Regions from separate parts of the Homo sapiens genome. Here region 2 is linked to region 1. Evidence: read pairs that join two places in POLR2A ChIA-PET (ENCODE). Cell type or tissue: MCF 10A. All regions are shown on one strand. Links, peaks and the distances in the headings refer to the core of each region. The heading gives the core; the rest is flanking DNA.

The links. ChIA-PET counts read pairs that join two places held together with the same protein. Peaks named below come from ENCODE experiments on the same cell type or tissue, not always from the same donor. Only the 100,000 strongest peaks of a DNase experiment are listed, where the experiment ranks them.
Region 2: POLR2A ChIA-PET joins it to region 1 with 12 read pairs; 5 of 35 experiments call an interaction of 5 or more read pairs at or near these places.

The regions. Positions count from the first base shown.
Region 1 is chr1:152,164,403-152,171,799 of GRCh38, forward strand. No RefSeq gene overlaps it. Among named protein-coding and RNA genes, the nearest start is that of RPTN, 8.9 kb to the left of the region's middle. RefSeq lists an enhancer at 3,154-4,353. In MCF 10A, for the core only: no CTCF peak of the experiment used is centred there; DNase peaks (open chromatin) are centred at 3,619 and 4,279.
Region 2 is chr1:152,107,100-152,114,496 of GRCh38, forward strand. TCHH (trichohyalin) reads right to left here. Exons shown (of 3, transcript NM_007113.4): 2 at 6,844-7,012; 3 at 1-5,979. The coding sequence starts at 6,981. The coding sequence ends at 286. Among named protein-coding and RNA genes, the nearest start is that of TCHH, 4.6 kb to the right of the region's middle. In MCF 10A, for the core only: no CTCF peak of the experiment used is centred there; DNase peaks (open chromatin) are centred at 3,392, 3,622 and 3,922.

The DNA.
Region 1 (7,397 bases), core at 1,110-6,109:
CTGGATATTTCATGCAAATGAAATCATATAATATGTGGCCTTTTTTTGGACTAGCTTATTTCACATAACATAATATTTTTAAGGTTCATATATGTTGAAGCAGGTTTTAGCACTTCTTTTCCTTTAAGTCTGAATAATAGTCCATTATAAGAATAGACAATGTGTCACATTTTGCTTATCCATTCATCCATTGGTGGCCATTTGGGCTGTTTCCTCCTTTTGGCTATTTGAATAATGCTGCTGTGAACATTCATGGACAACTTTTTGTGCGGATGTATGTTTTTAGTCCTCTGCAACTAGGCCATGCACCTAGGGGTGGAGTTGGGTCACATGGTAACTCCGTGTTTAACTTTTTGAGGAACTGCCAAACTGTTTTGAGTTTTTTTAAAAGAAATTTCTGGAGCAGGGTGGTTGGTTTAAAAGCCTTGACTTGAGGATACCAACAGGCTAAACCTGCCTGGCCAAGACACAGCTGGGCAGAGGCAAGGGCTGTGGAGTTGAACTGTGGCTCTGAATCTCCCAAAGGTCTTGCACAACCTTATGATCCAGCAGCTGCCAGAAAACCCACAGTAGTAGGCACCTGATAAAGGTTTGTTGACTAAAGGAATGCATATGTCTTGAGGTAAAGTGGGAGTGGAGGAAATGGGGTAGGGAAGATAGGTAAATAGCTTTGTAATCTGTGATGTTCCCATTGTATTTTAGGGATTCTTAGCAATTCCTTTGGGGTGCCATCAGTGTTTTCAGTTCTCTCACTGCCACCCCTCCCCTGGTCAATTCCATCAGGAAGGGAAGAGGTGAATTTAGGGATGATGGTATGTGGAAGCCAATGTTCAGGCATTTGCCTGTTCCCCTTTCAAGAACAGTCAGGTCTCCTGCTGATTTTCTTTGTAGCCCTTCCTGGCCTTTCCTCACCCTGGTGCACCAGAGATCCCTTGAATTGAGACTTGGAAGCCCTGGCTTCTCTCCAGGGCCCTGAATTCACTTTCAAGTGAACTTGGGAAAGACACTTCCACATTGTGACTTTATTTCCCCCCTTATCTATAAAATGAGGAAGAGGTTTGAAGTCACAGCTGGATGAACTGGATGACTTCCGCCTCTGAAAGTCTTTGTCTCCAGAGGTCTCTCGTGCTCTGAGATTCTGTAAAAACTTGTTTCATTTCTCTCTCCCCTCGTCATCTTTATTCCTGCCATCTCTCAGGAGAGGTCCTGGTTACTATTTGCTTGGACTTTTGTGTAAGTATCAATAGATCTTCCTGCCTCTAATCTTCCTTTCTAATTTATTTTCCACACTATTCTCAGAGGAATTCTCTCTTCTCAAGAAGGGTTATCGTGTCCTTTAAGAATAAAGGGTTATAATTTTCCATAAGAATCAAGCCCCAAAACTTTAACATGCTATTCAAGGCCTTCCATGGCAAGCAGATTTTTTTCAGTGATGTATTCTTCTTTCCAACCACACTGGACTTCTTGATGTTCTCTAAGTCAACCCTCCACTTCCTGTTTCTGTTTTTATTCACTTGGCTTCTTCTTCCTGGATCCTACTCTCCCTATCTTCTATCTAAATTCTAGCCATGTAAACACATCTAAATACTTACCTTTTCTATGAAAACACTTCTGAGTCTTCCTAGTCAGACTCTCCTCTTTCTTCCTGCATCCTCTGCAGTCATTTCATGGTGTTTATAATGCTCTATTTTGTATTCTTATAGATGGCTGGGTCTCTGCCTGTCCATCTCACTGGACTTGAGCTCTATTGTTAACAGTGGAGGGTGTCCAGGTTCTTGTCATCTTGAACAAAGAATTGGACAAAATGCACAAACAAAGCAAGGAAGGAACAAAGGGATTTATTGAAAATGAAAGAACACTCCATAGTGTGGAGCGGGCCTGAACATAGGGGCTCAAGGGCCCTGTTACAGATTTTTTGGGAGTTTAATAACCTCTACTTGGGGTACACCCTATGTAAATGAAGAGGATGAAGTAAAGTTACAAAGTCATTTACTTGGTGTATGCACTATGGAGAGAATATTTCCTCTCATAGCTGAAGTGGGAATCGGCCTTATGTTCCCTGCCTCCAGACCACATTTTTCTTCCTCACTATGAAGGAAAGATTTCTCCTCCTTTCTCTCTCTGTCTCCTATAAGCTCTCTTTGTCGTCCTCAAGGTAGGTGTTCTTTAAATGTGAGACTGACTGGCTCTCTCTAGCTCCAATGCCTGTGGTAGACTGAGATTCTAAAACATATAACTAGGCTTTTATTTCTTGTGGCTCTTTAGCACTCTCTGTTGTTGCCTATGTATAATTCTTGCCTCTGAATTAGATGACGAATTCTCTGAGGGAAGAGTCCTTGATTTCTCCTTCTGATTCTCCCATGAGCCCTGCCATAGTGCTGGGACCCCAGTAGGTGACTGAACTGGATGATGTTTCACCTCCACAAGTCCATGCCCCCTGAGCAGTATTCTTTTGGGATTTAGAACTTATTTGCAACTTGTTGGCTCTTGGAAATAAAAAAGAATAATGTGTGAAAATTCTAGAGCCTTACAGAGTATGGGGCAGGAAGATGGTGTTGGTAGATGAACCAGTGGTGGGCTGTGATAATTTCAGGAGGTTTGGGAGATGGCTGCTGGTATCTTGAAGAGTTTACATGCAGAAATAACAGAGGAACTGCTTTAGTTTCTCCAGAAATATCTGGATGCTAAAGTTTCCAGGCCAAACTGAGAGGTGGGACTTGAGGCACAGCCCAAGAGCCCCAGCTGTCACCAGCAGGGAAGCTGAATGTGGTCATGTGTACCGGGAGCAGCAGGCAAGTTGAAAGCAGTGATTGGTCAGAAGCAGATTCATCAGGGCTTCTAAAGATCATCTTGCCCTGCTTCTGACCCAGGTAGGTCAGTGCCCAGTCCATTCTTTGTAGGTGTCAATTCAAAGACTCCCCAGAGGAGCAGATGGCCCACTGTCCCCAAGAAGCTCATGCCTGTGTCTTATTCCCTTAGCTGTCAGGCATAGTAGGATGCCAGATCCAGGCATCTGGCAGGGATGAGAAAGCAGGCAGAGAGAGCAGGGAGAGAAAATCAGGTAATGCCAGGGAGCTTTCATGAGGGATTGAGTAAGGAAAGTAATCCTTCTGAGGTCTTTGCCAGTAAAGCACAGCGAGAGTAGTAGAGGCTACTAGGGGATGGTGTAAGGGCTTTGGTGGAGATTATCTGGGACTGGGGAGGGGTGCTGTCCCCAGTCCTCTGTGGTTTATTGCCTGGTCCCATAAGTGGGGGCAGTTGATGCTTGCATAATACACCTACTTGTCATGTCCACCTAGCAAAATCTTGGTGTAGTCAAGAAACAAGAAGATATGATCGAGGGGTTGGAAATCAAGTAAGAGTTTTCTCCACTGGTTGCCTAGTTCATTGATTCACTTATTCATTTATCTTCCTGACGAATGCTTAGTGAGGAAGATAGAACTGTTAACAGTCAAAAGGATTCTGGGAAGAGCTTATGGCAGAGCTGCAGCCACGTTGGAGTAAGAACAAAATTTCATCATCATCAATTCTTCTCACACAGTGGGACTAGCCCAGACAAGTGCTCTCTCTTCTGCTGCTCTTGCCCCTGATGCTTACACCACAGTGGCTTCACACCCTTCTGCATGCCTGAGCCATGACTTGGCTAAATTACCACACCACTTTGCCATGGGAATTCTGCCTAATCATCCTCCTTTAATCTTCAATCTCTTTATTGTGGTCACAAATGCTCCACATGGCCCCAGTCACCCTGCAGAAAAGAAATCATCAGCTTTCTGCAGCATCAGACTTAGCAGCATCTTCCTGTCCCAAGAGAAGAGGGGATGGGAGGATGGCATGGTTCAGGGCTTAGGGGAGGATAGGGGAGAAAAAGTGGAAGCAAAGGGAGAGGCCCAGGAAGGATTTTGTTGCGACATGTTACCTGGGCTGCACCTGCTGTATGCAAGAGAAGAGGCTGGGAGTCCCCTCTGCAGGGTGTTCATGCCCCATCTCTGTGCCACGAGGAGTTGGGCTGCTGAAGGTGAGTACAGGGAGGTTCCCTGTCATCTCAAACCTCTCAGGCTCCACAGTACTGTTTCAAGTATCCAGAGCTTTCCTGCCTTTGAAAAGCAAAAAGTTGTCTCAGGAGAGACAGTGTGATTTTTGCAAGGTCATGCAGGGTCACACAAGTTAATAGCAAAACTATAGTCAGAATTCAGACTTTCTAACACAAGCATATGACATGTATACTTGTCCCAGGACTCTATGTTCTATGTTTTCCTCTTGTCACATTTATGGATCCAGTCCAAGGCAGAGAGAACATGACTCTGAGGTCAGGCAGATCTGCAAGGGAATAGCAGTTCTTCTCAGGATTGTTGAAGAAATTAAATGAGCTCGAATATGTGAGTGCCTAGCCTAGTACCTGGCATGGGGGGTTATGCATTCAGTGTGTTGCTCTCCTTCCCTTCCAAGGTAGCCTGGCTGTTATCTCCTTTCTGGAAACTCATTGAGCATCAGAGATCTTGACCTCCTTGGGCACACTCCTGAGTTTATTTAGGCCTACATTTATAGGATGTGTCAGGAGCTCAAGTACTTTATGAACAGAGATTAATTGCTCTTATGATTTAATGCATTGGCCACCCACACTGGTGAGATGCTCCCTGAACTATGCTATTTGAGAAACAATGAAGGAACTTTGTGAGGCTAATAAGATTTGTGCTGTTAATTTAAGTCTTGAGGATGTGGACTACAGAGAGTATAACATTTTATAGAATTTGTTTAAAGCTACACTCTCATCTTTGCCATAACCTGGCCTTTCATAATACATTCCCGTGGCCACCTAGCATCATGGGTAAGGCTCTCATCAAATGCTTCTTGGAGAGCAATGCATCTTGCAGAACAGGAGGTGGGAAATTTCCACAAGGGAATGACTATGAATGGGGTGGGAGAAAGACAGGGAAGCAGGGGAAGATCATTTCCATTATTTGTTCAGTGGTGATTTTGGGTGAACATCTCTCTTTAGTCCAGAATGGGCAGGAAAATGATATGAATTGTAATTGTTGGCAAGTGCGAAATAATATATTTAGTGAGGAATGTAGTGTGAAGCACATGAAACTGCACTGTCAGGAAGAGAAGTTGAATCTGGGGTCAGAAGAACTGGTTTCCATTCCTGGTTCTGCAAACTGCCATCAAACTTGAAGGACTCATTCTGAGGCAGAGAATGAATAAATCATTACCTTTGTGAAGCATCAGAATCAGCAGCACTTTCCTGTCCCAGGAGAAGAGGGAAGGGGAGGATGGCACGTTTCAGGGCTTAGGGGAGGATAGGGGAGAAAAAGTGAGAAGGGAGGCTGACAGAAGTGTTGCAGACACTGCAACACTTGCATACTTAACACTGTATACTAAAGTAGATGTTAACCTGCGCTGCAATCTGTATATGCTGATTCAGCTGTAATCCAGTCGCTCACTTGTTACACTCTTACATTTTCACCAGTAAGTAGTCCTTGTGCCTCCTTGTATGGGTGGCCCAGTCTCTGATACTAGATCAGCAGCTTCAGCTTCATGCAGAGTCCTTCCTTTGAAAAACCAGCTTTTGCTTGATTTTATTATAGGATCTTGGTCTCATGTTAGTGTCTCTCTACCTCAGTCTTCCCAGAATGTAGGAATTCTTGCCCATAATATTAGGCCAGTACTTTTGTTCTAGGCTTATCTCAACAGACCTGATATCCACCTTTTCTCTTCCTATTACTCAGTAAGCATCCATCTTTAGATTGTGAACATACAAGACGCTGGCCTTTATAGGGCCTCTTATCTCTGTCACAGCATGGAGTTTTCATGAAAACAAGGGGCTGAGAACTCTGCTGGCACATAGTAGGCACTCAGGACAGGTTAGCTGCTTTCAATATTATTTTTCTGTTCGTAGATGTCTTAGCATGATTATTATTTTTACTGAAACCCACCCAAATTATCCATATGGAACAGTGGGCTCTGACCCAGGAAAGGGGGGCCCAGGAATTACTGTACTGCCTGTTGAGCACGTGCCTTAGTGTGTCCATCTGTCTGCTAACCTCTTGGCTGTGTCTACCGGCACTGTGTTGCCACCTCCTGTGCAGCACTCATCCTCTGTGCTGCTCTCCTGGCTTGCCTGTCCTCCATGCAGAGCTGTGGCCTTCCTAAGGGCTCCATTGATGGTTTATTCATCTTTGTTTGCCCAGCTCACAGCTCAGCTCCTAACGTACAGCATGCTCTGGGAAATGCCTTCGGGTGAATAACTTAAAAAGGAGAACCAAATGATGGATGCCACTGAACTGTGTACAGAAAATGAAACAGAAATACTCTTAGCTAACTTGGCTCTAGAGCCAGACTGCCTGGGTTTGAATGCTGGCTCTGGTGCTTATGAGCTGGATGAGCTTATACAGTGACTGGCACATAGTAAGCCCTCAATGAATGTAAACTATGATTATTTTTTATCATCATCATTATAAAAAGTCTTTAGTGGACTGGCTTCTTAAATACTGAGTGCAGTTTTGGCCTCCAAAACCCATAAGTAAGAAGTAATTTTGAAATATTAGAAAAAGTTAACTAGAAGGTGATGACAAAGAATCTCCTACTTCAAGGCCTCTGTAGTTGCTGTTTCCACAGAAATACTGTTCCCTCAGTCACATGATTTAATTCCTCATTTAATTCAAGTATTTACTCAAGTGTCACCTTATCAGAAAAATTTCTGGCCATCCTGTAAATAGCAAACTTTTCCCACTAATTCTCCATTCTACTACTCTGCTTTATTTTTCTTCTTGGCACTTATTACCGTCACTTGAATTAGTACATATTTGTTCATTTATTATCTCTCTCCCCCACTAGAAAGTAAGCACCTTGTAGCCTCAGTGCCTAGGACAGTGCCTGGCATGGTGGGTAAATGTTTGTTGATAGGATTGAGTGGTAAAAGCAAGTCTCTTCATTTAGAGAGGATGACAGCAGAGAAAAGGTTAAGTGGAAGACTATAAGATCAAGAAAGGCCTGTATTATATGAATATAGTTATAATCACAATTACCTAAAATACTAGAATAAGGAAGTCCCATCTTTTTAAGGCTTGAAAAAGGTAAGATTAAGACAAAGGGAAGGAAGTTTTATTTTACACAACAGGGCATAGTTTAGGGGAATTCCTCGATCCAAGAAGTGGTGCCTTGTGGAAAGTAAGAATCTGTTCATAGATTTCTGGAACATCTGGGTACCTTTCTAGCCATTTAGCCTTGGGGGTTTCGTTAGCTTTCTTGCATTCTGCTCCTGGGGCCTCAGTTAGAGGCAGGCTCTTGTCTGAAGACACATGGGGCTGGTGTCAAATTGGCCATTTTGGATGTTTCTATGAACCAACATAATGAGAGAGAGAAGTGAGAGGGCAAAGAACAGAGGTTGTTAAGAG
Region 2 (7,397 bases), core at 800-5,799, 58 kb before region 1:
TCTTAAACAAATTAAATGATTTATATTTTTTTTAAATGCACACCACATCTGCATCAAAGAGCAAAAGAAAGACATCTTGCAGTAAAGAACTACTTGAGGAAGAATAAAAAGCAGAAGTACAAAGTGCGTAAAATGAGCGTAGTTTAAGATTTTGGAAGAAAAGACATTCTAATATCAGAGAGTTTTCCCACAACCAGAAACATCTGAGTTATCACTTGGTACCCAGTGTTTCTCATTTTCCCGTGCTCGAAGCTTTGGCAGGTGTCAAGATATTGGCAACATCACTTAAGGGCGGTATTGAGATCTCTGCTCTTGGATGTACTCATAGAGAGGGCTGGAGCGCACTGGGACACTGGCAAACTGATGAGTGCCGGGCTCCAGAAGCCGCCCATGGCCCTTCCCTTCTTGGGATTTTATCTCCCCGACTTGGCGGTGCCTCTGTTCCTCCTTCTGCTGGCGGCGGATGTGTTCTTCCCGTAATTTCCTTTCCCGTTCCTGGCGACGTTTCTGCTCCTCTTCTTGCCATAGTTCTTGTTCCTCACGACGACTCTTCTCCTGCGTGGCAAACTGCTCCTCCGCCCGGTACTGCCGGTCTCGCTCCTGCCGCAGCCTCTGCTCTTGTTCCTCAAGTTGGAGCTGCTCTTCTTCCCAGCGATACTTTCCGTCACGCTGTTGGGGGCGCAGCTGCTGTTCTTCCCTCTCCTGGCGTAGCTGTTCCTCCTCGCGGAATTTTCTGTCAGACTCTTGGCTGCGCAGCTGCTGTTCCTCCCTCTCCTGGCGGAGCTGTTCCTCCTCGCGGAATTTTCTGTCGCGCTCCTGGCGGCGCAGCTGCTGTTCTTCCCTTTCCGGACGGAGCTGCTCTTCCTCTAGGATTTTTCTGTAGCGTTCTTGGCGGCGCAGCTGCTCTTGCTCCGTTTCTTGGCGCAGCTGTTCCTCCTCACGGAATTTTCTCTCCAGTTCCTGGCGGCGCAGCTGCTGTTCCTCCTGGAGGAATTTTCTCTCTCGTTCCTGACGGCGGAGCTGCTGTTCCTCTTCGCGGAATTTTCTGTCACGCTCTTGGCGGCGCAGCTGCTGTTCCTCCCCTTCCTGGAGCAGCTGTTCCTCTTCACGGAATTTTCTGTCGCGGTCGTGACGCAGCTGTTGTTCGCGCTCCTGGCGGCGCAGCTGCGGTTCCTCCTCGAGGAATTTTCTGTCACGCTCTTGGCGGTGCAGCTGCTGTTCTTCCCTTTCCTGGAGCAGCTGTTCGTCTTCGCGGAATTTTCTGTCGCGCTCCTGGCGCAGCTGTTGTTGGCCCTCCTGGCGGCGCAGCTGCTGTTCGTCCTCCATGAATTTTCTCTCTTGTTCCTGGCGGCGCACTTTCTGTTCCTCTAAACGGAATTTTCTGTCACGCTCTTGGCGGCTCAGCTGCTGTTCCTCCCTCTCCTGGCGCAGCTGTTCCTCCTCGCGGAATTTTCTGTCACGGTCCTGACGCCGCTGTTGCCCGCGCTCCTGGCGGCGCAGCTGCTGTTCCTCCTGGAGGAATTTTCTCTGCCGTTGCTGGCGGTGCAGCTGCTGTTCCTCCTCGAGGAATTTTCTCTCTGGTTCCTGACTGCGCAGTTCCTGTTCGCGGAATTTTCTGTCACGCTCTTGGCGGCGCAGCTGTTGTTCCTCCTCCAGGAATTTTCTGTCACGCTCTTGGCGGTGCAGCTGCTGTTCTTCCCTTTCCTGGAGCAGCTGTTCCTCTTCGCGGAATTTTCTGTGACGCTCCTGGCGCAGCTGCTGTTCCTCCTCCAGGAATTTTCTCTCTCGTTCCTGGCGGCGCACCTGCTGTTCCTCTTCACGGAATTTTCTGTCACGCTCTTGGCGGCTCAGCTGCTGTTCCTCCTCGCGGAATTTTCTGTCGCGGTCCTGACGCAGCTGTTGCTCGCGCTCCTGGCAGCGCAGCTGCTGTTCCTCCTTAAGGAATTTTCTCTCCCGTTCCTGGCGGCGCAGCCGCTGTTCCTCCTCGAGGAATTTTCTCCCTTGTTCCTGATGGCGCAGTTCCTCTTCGCGGAATTTTCTGTCACGCTCTTGGCGGCGCAGCGGCTGTTCCTCCCTTTCCTGGAGCAGCTGTTCCTCCTCGCGGAATTTTCTGTCTGTCTCTTGACGGCGTCTCTTCTCTTCTCTTTCCTCTCTCAGCAACTGCTTTTCCTCTTGGGACTTCCTGTCGCGCCTTTTGGCTTCCTTTTGCTCTTCTCGCTCCAGCTGTTCTTCCTCTGGGAAATGCCTGTCGCGCTGCTGCCAGCGCCTCCTCTCTTGCTCACGATCTCGCTCTTGCTGTTCACCCAGCAGGTGCTGCAGATCTTGCTGGGATTGTCTGTCGCGCAGCTGGGAATCTTCCAACTGCCGGAACTGTTCATTCTCTCTGCCTTTGCAGTAAACCTTGTTATCACGAACTGCATTTTCTTTTTCTGGTTCCCACTGCCATTTCAGATCACTGCGCTGATCCTCATCCCGGTATCGCTGCTTCCTTTTCTGGCGCTGAAGCTCTTCCTCCTCCCGATACTGCCTCTCCCGCTCCTGGCGCCTTTTCTCCTGTTCCTCTCTCAGCAGCTGCTCTTCCTCCTGCTGCAGCTCCTCTTCCTCGCGGTATTGCCTCTCCAGCTCCTGGCGCCTTCTCTTCTCCGGTTCCTCTCTCAGCAGCTGCTCTTCCTCCTGCTGCACCTCCTCTTCCTCCCGATATTGCCTCTCCAGCTCCTGGCGCCTTCTCTTCTCCCGTTCCTCTCTCAGCAGCTGCTCTTCCTCCTGCTGCAGCTCCTCTTCCTCCCGACATTGCCTCTCCCGCTCCTGGCGCCTTCTCTTCTCCGGTTCCTCTCTCAGCAGCTGCTCTTCCTCCTGCTGCAGCTCCTCTTCCTTCCGATATTGCCTCTCCAGCTCCTGGCGCCTTCTCGTCTCCCGTTCCTCTCCCAGCAGCTGCTCTTCCTCCTGCTGCAGCTCCTCTTCCTCCCGATATTGCCTCTCCCGCTCCTGGAGTCTTCTTTTCTCCCGTTCCTCTCTCAGCAGCTGCTCTTCTTCCTGCTGCAGCTCGTCTTTTTTGCGGTACTGCCTCTCCCACTCCTGGCGCCTTCTCTTCTCCCGTTCCTCTCTCAGCAGCTGCTCTTCCTCCTGCTGCAACTCCTCTTCCTCGCGGTATTTTTTCTCCCGCTCCTGGCGCCTTCTCTTCTCCGGTTCCTCTCCCAGCAGCTGCTCTTCCTTCTGCTGCAGCTTCTTATCCTTCCGATATTGCCTTTCCCGCTCCTGGCGTCTTCTTTTCTCCCGTTCCTCTCTCAGCAGCTGCTCTTCCTCCTGCTGCAGCTGCTCTTCCTCGCGGTATTGTCTCTCCTGTTCTTGGCGCCTTCTCTTCTCGCGCTCCTCTCTCTGTAGCTCCTCCTCCTCCTCCTGCAGCAGCTGCTGTTCCTTCCTCAGCTGCTCTTGTAGGGCTGGCTTGGCGTACAGCGTGTGGCGGCGTCTCTTCCTTTCTTCTTCTAGTTGCCACCTCCATTTTTGGTCGCGGCGCTGCTCCTGGCTTCGCCTCCTCTCCTGATCCTCCTGGAGGCCGTCCTCCTCCTCCTGGAGCTGTTGGGCACGCTCCCGCCGCTGGAGCTGCTCCTCTTCCTCCAGGAACTGCAGCTCTTTCTCCCTCTCGCGTCGCTGGCGGCGCCGCTGCTCCTTCTCCTCCTCCTCCGGGAGAAACCGTTGTTCCCGCTGCTGGCGCTCCTCGGCCCTCAGCTGCCTCTCCCGCTGCTCCCGCAATGGGGGCCTGGCCGACAGCCTCTGACGGCCCCTCTCGCTCTTTTCCTCCGCCTGCCACTGCCATGTGAAGTCCCGGCGCTGCTCCTCTTCCTGCTGCTGCCGGTGAGCCCGTTCCTCCTCCTGCCATTGCAGCTCACTCTCCCGGCGCCGCCTCTTTTCCTCCTGCTCTTGGCGGCGCCTCTGCCCTTCCTGCTTGCGGGGCCTCGAGTAGACTTTGCTTTGCCGTGCGTCGGCCTCGCTTTCTAGCTGCCACTGCCACTTCGGGATGCGGCTCTTAATCCGCTCCCGGGCCTGTTCCTGCTCCTCCTCAGCTAGCTCCTGCTCGCGCCTCTCTTCCTCATGCTCGCGCTTCAGCCGCTGCTCGAGCCTCTCTTCCTCCTCCTCGCGCTTCAGCCGCTGCTCGCGCCTTTCCTGCTGCTCGCGCCTTAGTTGCTGCTGGCGCCTCTCCTCCTGCTCCTCGCTCTTCAGCAGCTGCTGGCGCCTCTCTTCCTCCGGCTCCTCGCGCTTCAGCCGCTGCTCGCGCCTCTCCTCCTGCTCGAGTCTCTCCACCTCCTCGCGCTTCAGTCGCTGCTCGAGCCTCTCTTCCTGCTCGCGCTTCAGCCGCTGCTGGCGCCTCTCCTCCTCGCGCTTCAGCAGCTGATCGCGCCTCTCCTCCTGCTCGCGCTTCAGCCGCTGCTCTCGCCTCTCCTGCTCGAGCCTCTTCTCCTCCTCGCGCTTCAGCAGCTGCTCGCGCCTCTCCTCCTGCTCGCGTCTTAGTTGTTGCTCGCTCCTCAACCGCTGCTGGAGCCTCTCTTCCTCCTCCTGGCGCTTCAGCCGCTGCTCGCGCCTCTCCTCTTGCTCCCGCCTTAGTTGCTGCTCGCGCCTCTCCTGCTGCTCGCGCCTCTCCTCCTCCTCGAGCTTCAGCCAACGTTCGCGCCTCTCCTCCTCCTGGTCGCGCTTCAGCTGCTGCTTGCGCCTCTCCTGCTCGTGCCTCTCCGTCTCCTCCTCGCGCTTCAGCCAATCGCGCCTCTCCTCCTGCTCGCGCTTCAGCCGCTGCTCGCGCCTCTCCTGCTCGTGCTTCTGCTCGTGCCTCTCCTCCTCCTGCTCGCGCCTCAGCTGCTGCTCGCGCCTCAGCTGCTGCTCGCGCCTCAGCTGCTGCTCGCGCCTCAGCTGCTGCTCGCGCCTCAGCTGCTGCTCGCGCCTCAGCTGCTGCTCGCGCCTCAGCTGCTGCTCGCGCCTCAGCTGCTGCTCGCGCCTCAGCTGCTGCTCGCGCCTCTCCTCCTCCTGCTCGCGCCTCAGCTGCTGCTCGCGCCTCTCCTCCTCCTGCTCGCGCCTCAGCTGCTGCTCGCGCCTCTCCTCCTGCTCGCGCCTCAGCTGCTGCTCGCGCCTCTCCTCCTGCTGCTCGCGCCTCTCCTGCTGCTCGCGCCTCTCCTCCTGCTGCTCGCGCCTCTCCTCCTCCTGCTTGCGCCTTAGTTGCTGCTCGCGCCTCAGCCTTTGCTGCTGCTGCTCTTCCTCCTGGCGCTCCCTCCTCAGCTCTTGCCGCTCCAGCTTCCGTAGCTGCTCTTCTTCCTCCTGGAGCTCTCTTTGCCGCTGCGGCTCCTCTTCCTGCAACTTCTCTTCTTCCTTCCGGAGCACTGTCTCGCGCTTCCTCCACTCTTTCTCTTCTTCCTCCTGGAACACTCTGTCTTGCCGCTCTCGCCTTTGCTGCTGTTTCTCCTCGCGGCCCTTCCTCCTCAGCTCCAGCAGCTCCCGCCTTCGCAGTTGCTCTTCGTCTGGAAACTCCTCAGTTTCGTGACCTTTGCAACTCTGCAGCTGCTCTTCCTCTGCACGGCGCTCTTCCCGTTCTTGCCATTCTTGCCTTTGCCGCCACAGCTCCTCGTCGCGGCGCTGCCTGTCGCGCTGTTCAAGTCGCTCTTGTTTCTCACTTTGCTCCTCTCCCTCAGCTAGCTCCCTCTCCTGTTCCTGCCTCTTCTGCCTGCGTCGTTGCCCAGGTTCTTCTTCCAGTTGTCTGTCCCGGGGCTCGAATCTCCTTTGGTCTTCTTCTTGCCTGCGATCTTGTAACAGGCTCTCCTTTCCGTCACACCGGGCTCGCTTCTCCTCATCCAGTCCCGTGGCCTGGCCGAGAGCATAGTAACAAGCTTGAGCCACTTTGAAAATAAATAGGAGGAATTCGTTGAAATCGACACGCCCATTACTGTCAAGATCCAGAAGTTCCAGGATCAGATCTACCGTCTTAGGGTCATGTGGTCTCTATAAAAATGGTGAAAACAAAAATTTTACAATGCACTATTTACAGGTGGTAAAATTATATTCACACATGATATATTTTATGCTATGCTGACATTCAAGAGACATTCAGAGCAATTAGAAAAATGTCCAGTGTGTATCAAGTTTTGTCCCCATGTAAAATGTGAACCCTCACTTTAAAGCATATATTCGTTTGAAATTTTTACATCTCGTAATTTAGTGCTGATCAAACCTAAGGAAGCAGGAAGAGAGACACAAAGTAGAATAGCAGGTAAGCCTACGCACCTTAGAGGCAGAGCCTGAGGTGAAGATTCAAAACAGCATCGTGAACTTGTGTGTAAAATTAACAAAGCTACTCAACATCAAGAAAGAATAACACAAGTTCGCTTTAATTGAGAAAGAATGAACTCATCCTTGAGAGAGATACAATAGAAATTTATGAGGATTTGCAGTAGCCATTTCTGTCTGAAGCAGCCAGTATTCTTGATTTGGTTTCTATTCCATATTAGAAAACAGAACAAAACATTTACGGGTAGCACCATTTTAATAGAGATCAGGCTGATCTCAGTTTTGAAATTTGGAAACAAATTTAAGTTCCTCCAAGTCTAGTGTGATTTGACATCTTTTGTGGTAATGTCCCATGAAGAGCTCATTCACATGGCCATGCCATCAAGTACATGAAATACTTTATTATTCAGACTACAATGTCAAGTAAGTACCTTTTGACTCAGAAATGAATGGGGGATGTAGTGTAGACCTGTTGTGGTGTAAAATGAATATAAAACCACCATTCCTTGCTCTGGTCTCCTCTGAGAATAAATCTCATAGCCTCAAGTCAATAGATCTCATTTTCTTGTTAGTTCTTACCCGAAGCACAGCTCCAAATTCCCTTTCAAGGAGGTTCTTCAGGTCTTTCTTAGTTAATGCTGCTCCATCACAATCATGAGAGACATACTGATTGAAAATTTCAGTGATGTCACAGATGCTTCTCAGAAGTGGAGACATTTTTTTTTCTTTCCTTCAAGTTCAAGTAAACCTAGAACAATAAAATAAGATCCAGAATCAAAATCCCGTTTCTGCTTTTGGGAAGGCTTCATTCACACTATTTCAGGCAGATCCCTAAATAATTTGAATTTATAGCGGTAATTTCAACCTGGACTTTCAGAGCACTTTAATATTTGAATATTGTATCAGAAAGAGAAAGAGCGATCCTGAGAAATTCCAAGCCAGGGAATCATCTTCAGACTATCCTGTTGTCAGCTTTTGATTGTCCACCCAATGTGGATTATCTATGCCCTTTTCTTCTGTCTTTCTTCCAGCTCTCCACCGTATTTCAGAGTAGAAAATTAAGAGAAGAGTGCAGAAATTAAAATTTTATATATGTCTACACACCTTCCTTTAAAGTTGAGCGAAGAGGACAG